Regions from separate parts of the Mus musculus genome. Here region 1 is linked to region 2. A link is a loop called in an ENCODE intact Hi-C map of the cell type or tissue named here. Cell type or tissue: gastrocnemius. All regions are shown on one strand.

Region 1 (2,500 bases), 89 kb before region 2:
TAATCATTCTGAAAATTGTTAAGATTTAAAACACTGAGTATCTGGATTCCTTCTATAAAATTAAATAAATTTGGATCACTAAGTCATTCCAAACTTCAAACTCAACTGCCACTAATTATCCAAGGACAGGGAGTGTAGCTAGTTCTTCACAACTGGAACTGAGCTCTCAGTCCCAGGTAATAGCAACGGGCCTCAAGAGCCAATAGGAGAGAGAGGCCCTTAAACATCTCACTTGAAGACCAGAAGCCACATCTGGGAAGGACTGTCTCGCAGAGAATAACTGAGTCTCAGTGAAGGACAAAGAAGCACTATGAAATGCAGAGGGAGCTGTGAGTATCTGGGGTTGGCTTTTCTCTTCTTCTGTTTTCTTTTCTGAGGCAGGGTCTCACTATATAGACTTGGCTACCTGGATCTTGCCATGCAGACCGAACTGACTCTAACTCACAGGACCTGCCTGCCTCTATCTCCCTTCTGCATCCCTATGACCAGCAAGCTGTGTTAGTATGGATGGGTGTTCCAGAGGAAGTCTGGTACCCTCATACTGTAAAGCATATTCAGAATACTGGTAAACTAAAACAAAATAACTGTCATTTGCCGGGTGTGGTGGCGCACGCCTCTAATCCCAGCACTCGAGAGGCAGAGGCAGGCGGATTTCTGAGTTCGAGGCCAGCCTGGTCTACAGAGTGAGTTCCAGGACAGCCAGGGCTACAAAGAGAAACCCTGTCTCAAAAATAAAATAAAATAAATGTCATTCAACATCTAACTACCATAATGCTACCAGAACTATTTTCATAGTCCATTTTCTTCATCTGAGGAAGAGAAACTCATAGCTACAACATTGCAGGTGCAATTAAAATACAAAAAGTAATGGGAAGATCAATCACATGTAACAAATGAAAACAATGTCTTCAGCCACCATAGACTCATGTGTTTGAATACTTGGCCCATAGGGAGTGGCACTATTAGGAGGTGTGGCCTTGTTAGAGGAAGTGAGTCCCTGTGGAGGCGGGGCTTTAAGGTCTCATGCTCAAGCTATGCCCAGTATGGTAAAGTCGCCCTCTGCTGGCTTTGGATCAAGGTGTAGAATTCCTAGCTCCTTCTCAGCTCCTTGCCTGCCTGTATGTTGTCATGCTTCTCATCATGAGGATAGTGGACAAACTGTAAGCCAGCCCGGATTAAATGTTTTCCTTTGTAAGAGCTATCTTAGTCACAGTGTCTTTTCACAGCAATAAAACCCAAACTAAGACACCATTAAAAGGGCTTTAGATCAACACTCTGATTGAAACAAAAGCACAAACTGGGTTTACATCTTATGGATGGGAAAGCCAATTTTAAAACAAATTGAAAGGGCGTCTTACCTGTCAAATAACAGCTGCAAGAGGCTAGAAGTCTCACTAAGTACAGATAAGTTGCTGTAAGTTATATTCATTTTTTGAAGGATTCCACAAAATCCACTTAGGAAAGATGGCGCATTGTCGAGTTCTTCACACCACTGCAGTGAATACAGCAGCTCTGCAACTAAGAGAATGGACACAGCCAGTTATCAAAGGCACACACTGTACAGAACCCAAGCTGACTCAACTGTCTTGTACTATCTAAGCTTGTGGAAAGTTAAGTTTCAAGCTCTCCCTTGTCTCCTCCAAAACTTGTCAAGGGGCAAGCTGGCTTCCTACCTCTGTACCAAGGAGAAAGTCGGTAAGCAGGTGAGGGCACTGAGAACATGGCAGTGAACAAGGAGAAAGCTATCTGTCTCCACAATGTAATTATTGTTTAATTCCACACCCTAAAAATGACTGCAATGGGAAAAGGACGCTAGTTGCTCATTCATGGAGAGAGGGGACCACGACAAGGCTCCACTGGGTCTCCTCTTGAGTTGATGGTAGCTGGACGGATAGATGACATTCCGTGCCTGCTTGGATGGTGCTACTTGATGCCATCATTCTTTGCTATGCAGGCCTTACTGGGGCGACACTGTTCTGATCAAGGCTAAACAGGAACTCAACTCACGACGCAGTTGGGTTTCCCCAGCTGACGTCTGCTGGATATTTGTAAACTTAATTTGAAGATGTTACCTTCTGTTTACTCTCTGGATGCTGGGACTGCTGAGTGTGATGACATTTTGCTAACTATCTGCTACTTCCATCGGGTACTTGTTGTAGAAGACATGGTGGCTAGCCCTTAGAGCATTTTCACCTGTCTACCCAATTCTAACAGCTGTGCTCACCATACAAACAATAACAACAACAACAAAATGAAAGTGACAACAGCTGTTTGTCATAAACCAGTACACTAACCCTAATCCTAACCCTGGGGTGTGGTGTCTTGTACCTACAGTCCCAGGCACCAGAGAGGCTGGAGTGAGAGAAATTAGAGACCAATTTGGTCATTCAGTGAGGCCCCATATCAAAACAAATACCACCCCTCTTCTGAACACAGCCCTAATTTACTAGACATTGAAGAAAGTGCTAGCGATTACTGTAGTGCACCTGGCAAGTTATAA
Region 2 (2,500 bases):
TTCAATTTAAATTTTCAGCAATGGGGACAGAACCTGGGGCTTTGTGTTTGTTAGGCTCAAGAGCTGCATCACTGAGCTATCTCCCCAGGCCACATTTATAAATCAAAGACTACGTCCCCCTTTAAGTCAACACCACAGCTCTGTTATTCTGAAGGTCATTTTTATTTTTGTGTGTGTCTGTGTGTGGCTATGTGTGAATAGGTGCCTAGAGACTGGAAGGGGGTGGCGGGTCACTCTAAACTAGGATTCCATGCTCTGTGTGGACTGCCTGATGTGGGTGCTGGGAACTGATCAAGAGGAGTCTGCACTCAACTCCAGTCCTCCTCATTTCATTTACCATGAAAAATTCCTCCACAAATATTTGTGAAGGTAGATTTTTCTTAGCATATTCTTTAAGCTGTTAGAGAAATGTGAATTTTTCTCATTTTTTAAAAAACACTATTTACCCCCTCCTCCAATACTAAACCACAGGTTTAATGGAGCGAGAGATGGGCATCACAGCCCTCTTATCCTGCTCCAAGTATCTATTCCACACCCTCTTGGACAACAAAACTTCAGGGAAAAAAGGAAAATGCCAAAAGGTTATGTAAAATAAAGTATCAATATTTACCAGTTTATACTGCTGGAGAATTCACATTAGAATCAATCTATAGAATAATAAATCTCATCATCATCAGAGAAATACTCCTCAACCCACCCACCCACAGACAATTTAAGAGTTTGAGTAGCCAAAATGGAAAACCTAGAAAGGTCACTTATAAATCTTCACAATAAAGTGGAGGAAGAAACAGCCTTTCGTCCTCTAGATTGAATACAGTTTCACCTATGTCAGAGTCATGGGTTTTTGATGGTTTTGAAACAAAACTTACTTCTAGCTCTCTTAAAATAGTCGCTGCATCGTTTGTCACAAACAACTTCTCCAGGCGATTGATGACCATTTTATTCATTCCTTAAAAGTAGTTGCAAAGAAAAAAAAAAAGGTTCCATTATTATTCAAATATTCTGCAAACAACCCAGGAAAACTCCGGCAAGAAGCCGTACTGATGTTTAGCCCCAGAACACACCATCTGTTTAGATCAGCATCATAGCCCCATGGGCTTCCCTGACTAAACACCAACATGCTTAGCATGTAAGACGTGCTTAATAAACAGGAATTAACACTAAAATCAATATGCTTAGAAACACATTTGGTTTCTTCCGTAATCTCTTTGTGTGCATCTCTAATTCAACTGGTGGTTAAAGGGAAGGAAGAGCTTCCTGATGCCGTGCTGTTTTCTGCAGACTGCTGAGCCTTTCCACAATAGTACTGGCCACTAGTGAGGATGCTGGACTTCCCTAGGACCTAACAGGGTAACAGCATCGTTTCCAATTTCTCTTTTCCCAGAAAGCTGCATTCCTGACTGAAAGTGAGAGGCACATCAATGCCACCGACCATAAAACACGTGAGGCCCGCTCTCTACGCTAACAGTCACACCACACAGCCTGAACTTGGTCATTACCATTTGGTCCGTACGCTGTGCGAGTAGTCTGAGCAAGCTCCTTGCAGGCCTGTATATTTCTATACACAGCCTCTTCTAATCCCGAGAAATGCTGAAAAAGAAAATGTCTGCTTAGGCATGATAACCAAGTTAAGAGTTTTCTACCGCAGGATACCTCTGTTGAGTATGCTTCTAAGAAACAGCCAGGATCACACAGGCAGTCATCAGACAGCCTCAGTTTCCCCCACTGGGCCTGGCTCTCTTTCCTATCTGTAAACTAATGGGATAATCAATAGCTCCTACTTGGCAGATTATTACTCACCTAGCTAAATAACAACTATTCTTCCTTCTGCCTTTTCCAGGGATTGAACACAAGAAAGCAATCTACCATTAAACTACAATCCCAGCCTACTAGTACTAGCTTTTAACCTAAATTTGGGGGATGGGGGTACTTTAAAAAAACTTGTCTTCACTATAGCCTCCATCAGTACCGATTTACACAAAGTATCTCTGTGCTGAAATGCTAGCCTGTGACAGAAATCCTTTAAATGTATCATGTCCTCAGCCAGAGTGATGGAGGAAAAGATGGAAACTGGAAGCTGTTGCTACCCCTCAAAAGGTTAACAGTGTCATTTGCAGAACTTACTAACTTACATTAAGCCCTGACATCCATTCAGTATGCCAGTTATCACTACAAAGGGGACACCACCTCTCTGTACTGCTAAGAATCCGCTATTTCTACAACTTGTAAAAATATGAAAGACAAAACAAACGTTATCTGGCAGCTTGGGGAACTCAGGACAAATCGCTCCATAAGCAATGTGACCGCTTTAAAAAAAAAAAAAAAATCACTCCTGAAACTACGGCCTATTCGATCTGGGGTGGGGCTTCATTTATCCTGTAGGCTACGACATCGGACAGTCAGAGTGAAAAGACAGTTAACAGCCTTCGGCCCGGTCTCAACTCAGAAAAGGTAAAGGAAACAGAACGTCCAGAGGAGAGTTTTCAGTAGAGCAGTGGGG

Evidence for each region. Hi-C counts contacts between places; a loop is a spot of excess contacts. Peaks named below come from ENCODE experiments on the same cell type or tissue, not always from the same donor. Only the 100,000 strongest peaks of a DNase experiment are listed, where the experiment ranks them.
Region 1: a loop joins it to region 2, with 3 times the contacts of the local background. A loop is called at or near these places in 5 of 42 quality-filtered maps.

The regions. Positions count from the first base shown.
Region 1 is chr16:87,404,168-87,406,667 of GRCm38, forward strand. Ltn1 (listerin E3 ubiquitin protein ligase 1) reads right to left here. Exons shown (of 30, transcript NM_001081068.1): 17 at 1,359-1,518. Among named protein-coding and RNA genes, the nearest start is that of Gm25896, 14 kb to the right of the region's middle. In gastrocnemius, no CTCF peak of the experiment used is centred here; a DNase peak (open chromatin) is centred at 1,052.
Region 2 is chr16:87,492,838-87,495,337 of GRCm38, forward strand. It overlaps Cct8 (chaperonin containing Tcp1, subunit 8 (theta)), which reads right to left. Exons shown (of 15, transcript NM_009840.3): 2 at 1,500-1,590; 3 at 870-949. Among named protein-coding and RNA genes, the nearest start is that of Cct8, 1.8 kb to the right of the region's middle. In gastrocnemius, no CTCF peak of the experiment used is centred here; a DNase peak (open chromatin) is centred at 1,420; H3K4me3 peaks cover 1,092 bases; H3K27ac peaks cover 658 bases.